Regions from separate parts of the Homo sapiens genome. Here region 1 is linked to region 2. The links are chromatin contacts, found by Hi-C or POLR2A ChIA-PET in ENCODE. All regions are on one chromosome and are shown on one strand. Each heading gives the region's core, a stretch centred on a gene start or an enhancer-like site at or near the end of the contact. The rest is flanking DNA. Distances are from core to core; before and after follow the strand shown. Region 1 overlaps MBNL1 (muscleblind like splicing regulator 1). Region 2 holds the start of LINC02917 (long intergenic non-protein coding RNA 2917).

Evidence for each region. Hi-C counts contacts between places; a loop is a spot of excess contacts on that map. ChIA-PET counts read pairs that join two places held with the same protein, here RNA polymerase II (POLR2A). Pooled maps may share reads with other maps.
Region 1: a loop to region 2 is called in a map with no recorded cell type, with 8 times the contacts of the local background. The contact joins the enhancer-like site here to the promoter of LINC02917 in region 2. A Hi-C loop is called at or near these places in 3 of 168 maps with a recorded cell type or tissue (B cell, GM12878 and OCI-LY7), 34 of 37 single-sample maps with no recorded cell type and 9 of 50 pooled maps. POLR2A ChIA-PET finds 5 or more read pairs at or near these places in 7 of 52 experiments (GM12878, K562, T-cell and 3 more).

Annotation. Positions count from the first base shown.
Region 1 is chr3:152,378,175-152,384,493 of GRCh38, forward strand. All of the region lies in intron 2 of MBNL1 (muscleblind like splicing regulator 1), which reads left to right. Among named protein-coding and RNA genes, the nearest start is that of MBNL1-AS1, 110 kb to the left of the region's middle. Within about 2 kb of position 4,302, at least 4 of the 41 ENCODE cell types and tissues checked have a DNase peak (open chromatin) inside an H3K27ac peak, as active enhancers do; they include B cell, where a contact is called at or near this core.
Region 2 is chr3:152,202,920-152,209,505 of GRCh38, forward strand. It overlaps LINC02917 (long intergenic non-protein coding RNA 2917), which reads right to left and starts at 2,508. Exons shown (of 3, transcript NR_186000.1): 1 at 2,454-2,508. It overlaps LOC101928166 (a long non-coding RNA gene), which reads right to left and starts at 2,510. Exons shown (of 3, transcript NR_136178.1): 1 at 2,454-2,510. RefSeq lists a silencer at 61-355.

The sequences.
Region 1 (6,319 bases), core at 3,052-5,551, 180 kb after region 2:
AAAACAAAACAAAACAAAAAAACAATTCACTAGGTGTGTTTTCTAGCTACTTGGGAGGCTGAGGTGGGAGGATCACTTGAGCCTAGGAATTAGAGGCTGAAATGAGGCACAATTTCACCACTGCACTCCAGCCTGAGTGATAAAGCAAGACTCTATGTCTATTTTTTTTAAAAATTAATGTATGTTCTAGCTACTCAAGAGAGATATAGTAATGTACTTTTTAAAAATATTTCTATTTTGCATGATAGCTCCTACCAAGAAACGGGTACAATATAATGCAACAACATGTTTTTAATGCTACCTCTCTATATTTATTTAGGTAGGTAATAGTATATTTCTACCTGGTATTTATGTAATAGCTAGACAGCTTTTTGCAAAAATCTTTTTAAATGTACTTATATCATTACTTTTTCCTTTGAAAGATTTTCTCTTTGAAATCTTCCAAGGCTTTTTACAATTCCAATAATATCAAGAAATCATACCCAAGATACTATTTTGCATCATTATTGAAACAGGAGTTTTACTTTTTATCCTTATGTTATTTATTTATTTTATATTTAGAGACAAGGTCTTGCCCTGCTGCCCAGGGTGGGATACAATGGTGCAATCATGGCTCACCGCAGCCTCAACCCATCAGGCTCAAGCAAACCTCCTATCTCAGGCTCTCAAGTACCTGCAACTACAGGCACATGCCACCATGCCTGGCTGATAATTGCATTTTTTTAGAGATCAGGTGTCACTATGTTGCTCAGGCTGGTCTCACACTCCTGGGCTTAAGTGAGTCCCCCTCCTTGACCTCCCAAAGTGGTAAGATTACAGGTATGAGCCACCATGCCTGGCCTGAAGTTTAAAATGTATGTTTGTAGTAGACTGAATACTCTATCAACTATATTTTGATTTGTAAAAGGGTCATCCTGCATGTTTAACATTAACAAATAATCTCAAACTAGATTAGAAGCAATGGAAATTAATTAAAAATTTGTCATATAAAGTCACCACTGACATTTTTGATAATTACCCTTGGGTTTCTCTTGGCAAATTGATAGACTCTACACTGAAGCAGGAACTCCTATATATTTAGCTCTCTGCTTTTAATGTGGCTATTTCTGAAAAATATTATCAGAGTTTTCTGTCAACCAATGATCATTAATATTTGGTGATTACAGCATTTTCCCTTGGAATAGAAACCACCTATGGAGGTGTACAGCTTTTCTTACAGGTTTAAATATTAAAACTATTTTAGCCTTTCTTTGGAACTATTTTGACTATGAGTTATATTTTTGGAAAAATATATTTTCCTTTCTTGGGGACCTTTCCAAATTGTTCAGAATTGTCTTCATTAAATTAAAGCACTTCTGTTTATGCATTTCAGATGCGTGTGCATGTCACTACACGTTCTTATAAGCACTGACGTAATACTTTCTCCTTCTGAATATTGATATGTTTTTGTTTGGCATTACACAGGCAGAATCTCAAAAATTTTCTAAATGACATCTACATTTAATAATTGCTGCAAATATTGTTGTAGAATCATGAGGTTGCAGTAGGGTTTTGTTTTGTTTTTGAGAAGTTTTAAAATTTGTCTTATTTTGCATTTTTTTTCCCTTTAGTTAAAGATTCAGATGAACAATGAGTCAGAAGATAGGTTAAGCTTTTCCGCCTCTGCTCCATTGGAATGAGATAGACTAATTTCCTTGGGATAGATGGAGGCTATTTATATAGGATGTTTATACTATAAGGCAATTAAATACTTACTAAGTAGATATAATTTCTAAAAGTAAAACAGAACCTAGAACCACAAGACTGCTATTCCTAGCCCAGATAAATTAATATTAATTCTAAACCTCAAAGATCTTCTTAAAGATTGCTAGATATGAAGATTTTTATACCATTGCTCAGTAGTACATAACAGGTTGTATAACCTTGTGATGAAGAAATTTTCCTTCCCTATTCGTCACTTACTGTTAGGTTCTCTGTATTTGGAAAGTCTCCTTTTGTTACAGATTTGAAGTTTGAAGATGCATCATAAAGTCTAAAAGTAGGAAATGCCCACAGAATTTAACATTAACAGTTGTAGAACATATTGAATACCTAAAATACAGTGTCTGAGTGATTAGAGAAAGAAAGTGGAGTATTTTGAGAATTTGACACGCTCCTTATCTTCCAAATTGCTCAAATCTGTTTCCTTGTATCTAAACTCAAAGTTTATGGTAAGGTCTAAACGGGCATTGAGCCAGATAGAATGGAGAGAATGAGAAGAAAAGGGGAATCGACAGGGAAACAGCATGAATGGAAAAACTTTCCAATTGTTAATTGATTACTAGATGTAAGCCCCTAAAGAGGTATTGAAAGAGGTTTTACAGCTTTTGCTTCATTATCCTTACCTTCAAAACCTTGGCTAAATGTGTCCAGAGTATTTTGAGCTCAGAGTATGAGCTGAAAAGAGTAATATTTCAGATACCTTAATACATTATATTTAGCCCTTTATGTGGGAGTTACTGCATTTTCACATTATGTACTTTAACACAACTTTAAACATTTCCTATATTGAGTTTTTTTTTTAAAAAAGGCACTTCTGATTACGTATTTCAAATGTGTGTGGATGCCACTACACATTTTTCTAAGCACTGAGTTAATATTTTTCCTTGTGAATATTCACATTTTTGTGGCACTACACACACAGACTCTGAATAATCGAACTATTCACAAGCCAATTCTAAGTTAGAATATCTTTTAATTTTTGTTATGTTTTGTTTTTGTTAATAGCAAGTTCTTATACCTTAATATTTGAGAAACACACAGTTAATAAAACAGAAGGAGGGGCAGCAATAAGATAAACTGGCTTTGCTTCATCAAATTATCTTGTTTTTAGACAAATCCAAATGGCAACAACCATGCATCTTTTCTCAAACTAAGATTTTATAATAGATGTTTTCATTATAACAAGTTGTATATCTACATTTCATTTATATAAAAGGCAGCTCTAAACTCTGACTACATTCAAAGTTACTTGTAACAAAGACTGGATTGTAATATGAACACATCTGGATTTGGGGAAATGTGTACAAATATGGCTATATGTAAAGGTAGCAGCAGTTTATAGCTTTCCTTATTAGACTTCTGTCTATATACTTCAGGCAGGAGTAGAAAAAGCCCATGGCATATTGAGCTAGTATGTGTCCTTACTTGCTAAAAACAAACAAACAAACAAAAAAAAGTAAAAACAAACGCTGTCCATAAGTGCACACTATTCTGTAAAGAAAAATTCCTATTTACAGTTAAAATATTTTAAATTTTAAAACAACATAAAAATGTGAATACATTTTGGTTACTTTTTGGAATATTAAAGCAGAATAGATAAATGTGTCTGTGTCGTTTCCTGGAAAATCATTTGTTAAAAAACTCATTTTGGTAATTATCTAGTAATTCTATAGTTAGCAAAATTTTATTTTATATTTCTATATTCATATTTCTATGAAAATTGTTCTTAATTTAACATGCCAATAATTCTTTTCATTCACATGTTAATTTCCACACCTGTTTCTATGAAATGTTTGTTTTTAATTTTTCTGATTAAAAAATGTTATCTAGTTTAGCTTTGTAACTTAGAGTGAGAAAAGGCTATGGTTTGTTCTCTGAAATGCTTAACTTACTTTCAAACTGATTAAATCAGCCAAAGAATTTGAAGGGTTTAGCTATTAGATGTCAAATAATTGCTTGATTAACCTATACTTCAGTTTTTCAACTGTTCTTTTGACATATTAACCTGCTTCAGTGCAGGGAACAAATTTTTGAGGCTGGGGACATAGTAGGTGTTTGGCGTCTTTCTCAATTGATTTAGAAACAAACTTAGTGTAACTAAGTAGGCGTAACATACTCTTTAGTTACCCCTAGAAAGGTATATTTAGACTTGTTTAGTAAGCAGAGGTGGTAATATTCAACCAAGTAAGCAAATATAAGTATGAAATAGTTTTCCTTTAAACCCACTTGGCAGTGGAAAAAGCCAAATGGAAAACTAGCTGACCACTCTGATCCTGTTTGTCTTACACAGTAGTTAAGCTAAATGCCACTCAGACAATGATTTATTTATTAAAGCAAAGAAAATATTTTTCTTTCCTAAAATCGTAATGTAAAATAATAAATATAAGAGTACATTTTGACTCTGTGATAGAATCCGTGTTCCTCGCCATAATATGTTAGGTTGCATAACATTTTTTTTAAAGGGACAAAAGCTGGAGAATTCATACGTTGTGTTAGCAAGAAAAAATAGATAATGGAAGCAGGACTTTCCTGCCCCTTCCCTAAAGCTTCAAGTAATTTGAAGCGTGAAAAAGAAAATGAAACTTAAAAAATCAGTGAGAACAATGTGCTTCCCTAGAGGCTCTTTTCATTATGATAGCACTTATTTCCAAGAATGCTTCTGAATATGTATCCCAGGCAATTAATGCAACATACATTTGTCTTTAATACTTTTCCAGTTTGAAGATATTTGTCCTCAGTGGCAGAATATAAAAAGGAGTTGAATAGGTTTCTTTCTGTTCCATTATCTTTTCTTTTTACACTGGTTGCCCTAGCAGGGGCTATCTTTTCCTTGTTTTTCCTCACCTTTTAAATCCAGTTTTTGTTATCTTTAGCATTTTATTCAACTTCGTTTTATATTTTGCTTTAACATTCTGGTTCTATAATGCTACTTTATCTTGTATATCACTCCGTACTTATTGGGGTTTTTCCATGTCTGCCAGTCACATCTCTTGAGGAATGATTCTCACTTGAGAGGTAGTGAGATTTTTCTTCCAGCTCAAAACCAGGAGAAAGGAAGACCTGCCTGATTCCGTCTTTGGACTCAAGGAGCCCATGAGATAAAGGCTGTCTCATAAGGTAGCATCAGGCTTTTGTTTTGACACAAGTTTACCATGCGTTTTCTATAGTCTCCTTTCATTACCTACTAAAACTTATCCGAATACTTACAGAGAATGGTTTTGTGCAAACTGCCTTGCTCTTGGCTGCTTAGTGGAGCCTTATTTCCTGTAGTCTGTAGCAGCTACTGCAATGGGTAGAACTTAGAATTCCACCTTAAAATTGGGATTCTTACAAAGTCCACCAAACCCATGAGGAGTCTATATTTGAGTTTTGAGGATATTCAAAAGCCCTGAAATGTTATGTAATTTCACGTGTACAGTTTTCTGGAGAGTGAGTCTGTAGCATACAGAGGTGTTTGTGTCATGCCTCACCACAGTTTAAGAGCTGTTTATATGCATTGTACAGAGCCCAAGGGTATTCTGGAAACAACAAAGATATGAAAACCTTGGTTATAGAGAATTAGAGAATTACTGTTCCATGAGTGTGGAATACATTATATTAGACTAGATGAGCTGGTGTAAAGGAGTCATTGTAACAAAATCAACAAAGGTTTCTTATGCCTGTGGAATAGCTTCCATGGAGCTTTTTCCCAAGTGATCCCTCCAGAGTTGTTTTTGTAGAATCATCTGGGCAGCTGTGCGTTGTATTCATGCTGAGGTGATAGATGAATACTTTTCAGAATGGACATGTTATGATACATTTCAGGATCCTTTTACCTTGAAAACTATGTTGCTGCCATGTTGGAAAAATAACACCTAGCAAAAATGATTAATGTGGAAGGGTACGTCTTTAATCTGTGATGAAGAGAAATTAATTTCATCTTCCCTCACCTCAAATCCCTGTTCTATGTAATGGACATTAGCAGATCTATATTGTACTCATGGCACCTAAATAAATTCATACCATTAAAGGGAGTTTTAGATTTATTACCTATTAGATATATTATTTATTCAGGTTAAATGAGAATTTGGCTTTGCAATGTGTATTCGTTATTTGGGTAATGAAGTAACAAACATTTTAATGTTACTTTTCAAAATGTAAAATGTAAATGATTTATATTTGAATTATTATAGACTTCATATGCTTAGTGTACAACAGAAGTTTGTAATGTTTTATTTTTAAGGAAAGTTACACTTTGGGAAGGGTGATCCATGGAGGCAGAATGTACCAAACTGCCTAGAGGAAATGTGTTTCTTTTTCCTAGAGGAAAAGCATAACGATTGGAGTAGCCACCAATAGTTAGGCTTTTTATCCATGTTATCAGGGCATTAAATTTTTTGGCATATAAAATAACCCTTTATCCTCAGAAGTTGCTGCTTCTGGGTTTTTGCCTGACTAGAGAGTTACAGAAAGATAATTGAAAATAAAATGTATGCAGTTTGAAAAATATTCAAACTAAATTCAAATTGGTTTTTAGAAGTTACATTTGTAAAAAATCACACTTGATTGCCATTTAAAA
Region 2 (6,586 bases), core at 1,258-3,757:
GGAGTACTTAAGCAGTTACAGTGTTATCATATGAAGGCAAATTATAATATTCCTTCTTACTAGCCAGGCCTCCATGTACTTTTTGATCTTTTCCCTAAATGCATTTCATATTCCTTGGTTATATCTGAAGAAAGCCAATACCTTTAGTCCAAACATAGGAGAAAAGTAATCGGGGCTTTCACTGCAATCCAGTAGATGAATACATTATTTATTGATAACCTTTGTTATGTGTACACAGCTGGGGATGGAGGTGTGGTCAAAGTGTGGTAGAGATCACCAGAGGACACTTCAGACACCACTAGGACTGGTATGGCTTTCTCCTCTTCACTCCTGTTTTAAAGATTGCTCAGACTTTTTCAAGAAATGTGTAGAAATATGTTTGAGGCTCAGCATGCTTCTCTTATTTTGCTGATGAAGAGTCTCTGGCATTAGCCAGACTTCTTGGAATAGTAATATTTTTTAATAGCAAACTAACATGTCCTCTAACAAAAACCTTCCCTTCCCACTTTTTTTTAACCAGTTTGCTGAGTATCATGTTAGTATTCACTTTTTTCTTCATAAGAGCCTAAAATGCCTTGCATTTTGGCAAAGTGAATTTATTTTATTTTTTAGCTTCTACATTATTTAAAACAAAAAGTGTCGACTGCTTGAACTTTCATTTTTATATCAATCAATATTTCCTGGTCTCCTTTTCAAACGAGCTGACTTTTCTGAAGATTTTTAAGAGGCCACCTGATTTCAGGAGTAAAAATAAATAAATGAGAAGAAAGTATTTACTATTTTCAACTACATCTGTGGCAAAGAATCAAAATGTGCATATATCCCAACTGCGAAGTATCTCTAGTTAAAATATAAGCTGTTTAACATTAACTTTAATGTTAGCAACCTCACAAATGCCTTCTCTACAAGTCAGGGCCTCACAGAAAGCCATAAAAGGAAAGGAATATAATTTCTCTTGCTGGCACTTACTGAAAAGCTAAAATAGAATAGTAACAGAAATCATATTTGCCAGCCCTAACTGAAGGAATTGTGAAACATCTCAGAAGATTGTAAGTTATTATAAAAATGTTGTAATTACCATGCTATTAACTATGCCTTATAGGAGTTGAAACTTTTGTTTAACCAAAAATTATTTCAAGAACAGACAGCTAATTACTTACATTTAGAAAATATATTGCATACAAAGATATGGAGCATTTTAAAACGTAGCTTTAGGTTGAAATGCAGTAGTCCATTTTTTACTCCCTAATAAGAACTAGGATTTTTGAAATGATATTTTCAAGTATAGTAATAATATCTTTGAAATAATTCACTTATTTTTCCAGTTGCTGGCTTCAAAAGATTTTTAAAAACTGTGTCATTTATTTCATAAATTCTGAATTCTTTAAAGCAAACATGAGTGTGTGAAAGTTAGTTAAAGCACACCTACAGTAAGAAATTACGTGATTCTTACAGTGAGTTATTGCTCTTTTTAAAAGTGATTCATTGACTATGGCTTGGGTAGCTTAACCCTTTGAAGTACACATATCTGCATATACAGATTACACATGTTTTGAAAAAATGAGTAAGTTTTGAATTACAGGTATGTATGTGGAATTGTGAGGTCAATACAGAAAGTTTGGATAAAATGCCACTTTGGCAGAACGCTAAAGATTAGTGTCAGCTGTGGGATCTTTTTGTTGATGTAATAATGCACATTTCAGTTCACCTTAAACAATGACTATCTTGACTACTGTATTATGTCATTATATACTGCATTTATGGCTCTTTCAGGAATAATTGTGAAAGCTTTATTGAATTATTTTTCATTTCTTTTCTAATTACAATTTTCAATTTATGTCATATCCAAGGGAACATAACAAGAAACTAAATCAATTTATTTCTCTGTGTTTCTTTTTTAATAAAAAGAAAACTAAGCTTTTCTGATTTTTTTCTGAAATTGCTTTTTTATGCTTTCTTAAAAACAAATTTATCTTTAAATTTAAATTCAAATATGAAACCCCTTGCCAAGATACATGTTTAGCTTTTTTTTTCCTTCAGAGAATTTTTTTCCTGGTAAGAATAATTTATATGGCTGAGGCTTTAGTCCCAAAACAGTTTTAAATTGAAAAAAAAGTGGCTTTTAAGAAACCGAAATGCCCATTTTTTGTCTTAAATGAGTCTACCAATGCCTCCTTTCTCCTTTCCTCCACTATCCTCCCTCACTCACACTTCAACAAGTATACCCCCACACTATTTTTCACACTGTTTCTTCCCTAGAGTAAGTCCTTTTCAGGCTACCTGGTGGTTTGTCCACAGCCTAGGCAATGCAAATATCACCCAAATGAGTCCCTGAGATACATGTTAATAGAAGCTATACAATGTAATGTTAAGAACCAGTTGGCTTCTCTGTCTCCAAATACTGATCTAATACATGTTTGCAGATTAGATTTACAATGGATGAATTTACATACAGTTCTGTGCTCTGTAGAGAAATGTAGTTGCTTTAGAGTCGGAACGGCAAAATGTGGCTCTTCTGAACCTAGAAGAGAAAATTCTGACCCCTCCTCCTTCCCCATTTTAATGGTTTGACTAACCACAGACAAACACCCTTAGCATATTTGGGGAAGTAAGTTGTTATTTTATCGGTTTGAGGACTTCTCTAAACTTATCTTTTATATGCTCTCCAGCCCTAGGCTGTGATGTTTTCTGGTTGTCTTTAAATATCTGAAGAGGCAAAAGCTCTTGCTCTCAGTTCTTATTAACTTCTCGTCACAACAGGAATAGTCTGTTAATCTAATTTGCCTATAAACTTATTTTTTTCTTTCCTTGGTTTTCTACCCATAACATTCCCCAACTTAATTTGCTGCTTGGAACTTCTATATTGAAGACCACCCATTTCCTTATCTATTACCTGCTCATTCTTCACTGTGTCTATGGATATATCTGATGCTCTCTATTCTTAAAAGGATGAGAAAATAAGAAATAGGAAGAAACTGAGGGGTTGTTTTAAAACTCAACCAATAAATTATTGACATTACACCTAGCTGATACAAATCTATACACTCGTGGGTTCAAGAAATTTCATTTTCTTTTACGATCACGATTTAAAAGTGTAATTCTAACTCTGAGACATCTTCCCATTGGGATGACAGGAAATTCAATCCCAGGCACTCTCGGTACTCCCCATCTTCTCTCCCTCCTCTTCCCCCAGGCCCAGAGTGTTAAGGAATAGAAGTCACAAATATGATGTGGAAACAGTAAAAGGTGGCACCTTTTCAAGATTGTGCCCCTCCTCTACATAGGCCCATCTGATTTCTGATCTTGCTTGGACAGATCTTCTGTATTTTCAACAGAAGGCATAAATGTGAATTTTTATGTGAATTCTCTCAAATTATAAATATTTATTTAAATGATGCCATTTAAAAATATATAGCTTTAAGCCAATTCAGCCCATTGGCCACCATTTTACAACTTCTATCTTGGACATGGTAAGTGCCATAAGGGCACTTGCCATCAGGCTGCTTCGGCCTTTCTGCCCTGCGTGAAGGCAAGGGTCGGCCTGGCTATCTGTCTGATAACTTTTCAGAGCCCAGGGGCTCAGGGGAGATGCTCACTTAGATAGCCTCTACCCTAACATTTGGTGATTATCATTTATTACAGAGTACTTTGTGCTTCAGGAGTTCTCTAGTTCTAAAGGTTATTTGCACAAGCAAAACAATAAAAAATTAATTACACCAAATAGTAGGCATTGCATGGTTCTTATCAGGTGAAACTAGAGGAAGTATTTGGCATGTTTCTTTATTCTTTGCAGAGATTCCATAATTCCAACACTATGAGGAATATATTGGTAAAAGGAGAGAAGCTGGTGTCTGGCCCCCTAATACATGATGTGCTTCAAAAGTCCAGGCATGAGCAAATAGAAGATGTGTGAATCTGGACATGGATAAGGGAAAGAATGGAAAATAAAATTGCAAGAGATGATGTAGAGTAAACTGGATAGGATTTGGTACCAAAGATATAGACAGTGATTGGAGGAGGGCAGAGTAGACACAGATGTCTACAGTTTAAGGACTCTATGGATAAGAGGATGAATTTTCCCTTCAACAAAATATTGACTAATGCCAAATTAGTTTCAGATGATCTATAATCAGTTCTATTTTCAACAAATCAGATCATGACTCTCCGCATCTTAAAAGTTTCCATTGGCTCTCTGATACAAATGGGACACATTTTAGCCTCTTCTACTTGGTCTAAAAAGTCCTTTAACATACAACCTCAAACTGCCTCTCTAGTCCTTACATAGCACCCTGAATGCTCAATATTCTACATCTGCTCAAACACACTATTTTTTTCTTTGTTGTTTCTAAAACATGCCAGGCAAATGTCACAAGTATGTTGTATTCTCTGTTAAATTGGCAGAATAAGTTTATTTAAATCAGTTTGTGCCTAAAACAGCTCTCATTTTAGCTCTTGCCTATCTTTCCCCTACCCAGATCCTTTGAAAACAACTTGAGATAGTGTACAGAATTATGGTCGTCCAATAGGTTTTTACTTTCTTAAGACTGATTATTTCAGTGAAAATAAAAATTCTCTACCATTCTTACCAATTAAGTCACTTTGAACAAGTGACTGACTGTTTTTTTTTTAAGTTTGGGGTGCTAATTGTGAACATTAAATAAGACCATGTTTGTACATTAGATAGTCAAAAAATGTTAGATTCCAATTAACTGATCAGCAATTTGGCCAAAAGGAAATTGAGGCCACAAAAATACAGGAAATGGGAAAAGGGAGTGAAGGGTAGAAGAAAAAAAGAGGAAATATAGATAGTTGTATCCCTCCAACAAAGTCCCTTTAGATACTGTTTACTGGTAGACAGTAAATAGGCTCTTCCTAGAAAATTTAAAACATATATTTGTTAATTTATCAAGTGCTAGAAGTATAAATTTACTTAGTAAAATACTACTTCTATTAAAAAATTAGATAGCTTTGTAGATAACTTATAAAAATACTTGATTCTCATTATCTATTGTGTCAACAAATCTTTAAAATGAGTACCATTCCCTGTCAAAATCACACTAATGCCATATTTTTGCATAAAGTAAACATTCCTGATGACAGATGGAGGGCAATAAATATGCTTGAGAAAATACCTTATATTTCAGCCGGCCACAGTGGCTCACGCCTGTAATCCCAACACTTTAGGAGGTCGAGGCGGGCAGATCATGAGGTCAGGAGATGGAAACCATCCTGGCCAACATGGTGAAACACCATCTCTACTGAGAACACAAAAATTAGCTGGGTGTGGTGGCACATGCCTGTAATACCAGCTACTCCAGAGGTTGAGGCACGAGAATCGCTTGAACTTGAGGGGTGGAGGTTGCAGTAAGCTGAGATCATGCCACTGCACTCCAGCTTGGTGACAGAGGGAGACAGTCTCAAAAAAAAAAAATTACATTTCTATTCTTCCCAAAAGACATCTCAAAGGTGAACTGTGAATGAAAATCATTTTCTACAGCAGTGATATGGTCTGGCTCTGTGACCCCACCCAAATCTCATCTCCAATAGTAACCCCCACATGTGGAGGGAAGGACCTGGTGGGAGGTGATTGGCTCATGGGGATGGTCTCCCCCATGCTATTCTCGTGATAGTGAATGAGTTCTCACAAGATCTGATGGTTTAAAAATGTGGAACTTCTCTCTTTCTCTCTCTCCTGCTGCCATGTAAGACCTGCTTTGCTTCCCCTTTGCCTTCTGATATGATTGTAAGTTTCTTGAGGCCTCCAGAGACATGTGAAACTGTGAACCAGTTAAACTTTTTTTCTTTATAAATTATCCAGTCTCAAGTAGTTTTTTATAGCAGTGTGAATGTGGACTAATACAAGCGGTAAGCTGGATTTTGAGATAACTGACAGGAAGAAGTTTGGCTGGTAAAATGAACACTGTACTTCTGATACCCTTGGTTGTTTTCAGCTACCATCAGTTATAAGACTTCAGAAAGGTCTTGTTTGTGCCTGTCTTCAGAAAAAATAAAGAAAAGAAGGGAGAGAAAGAAGGGCAGGAAGGAGGAAGATAGGCTATATTGCCTTTGGTCTGGAATTTCAGCCACAATTCCAGCCTTGTATTTGCTAAACACCTGTTTCTGGCCCTCTAGTTTAATTCTCCTGCTGTCCTAACCACTTAATGCTAGATCCATCTTTGTTCTCTCATCTCTGACATTGAACTTGGCTGAAATTTGTCATACTCTATTCTCTTTCCCATAAAGGTAGTCTGTGTTCATTCCTAGCAAATGACTGTCTTGTGCCAAAGGTCATCCACCATTTAGTCAAGCTTCCCCACCTCAACAGAGTCTAGAGAATTAGATTCACAAATCCTCCCACTTATACCTCTATCGCTACTGTGCAACTCCCCATTCTATTCATAAAACTGGCTACTCATAAGAAGAATATCTTTAGGAAATGGTTTGTGGCTGTGGAAAGCTCAGAGATAGCCCTCTGGCTCAAAGGAAGAGTTAATTTAAGTCACTTCAAACAGATTACGTATCTGTTTTTTCCCTCTCTGTCTCCCCAATCCATTTTCTATGATTAGAAAATAATGTTTAAAAGTGA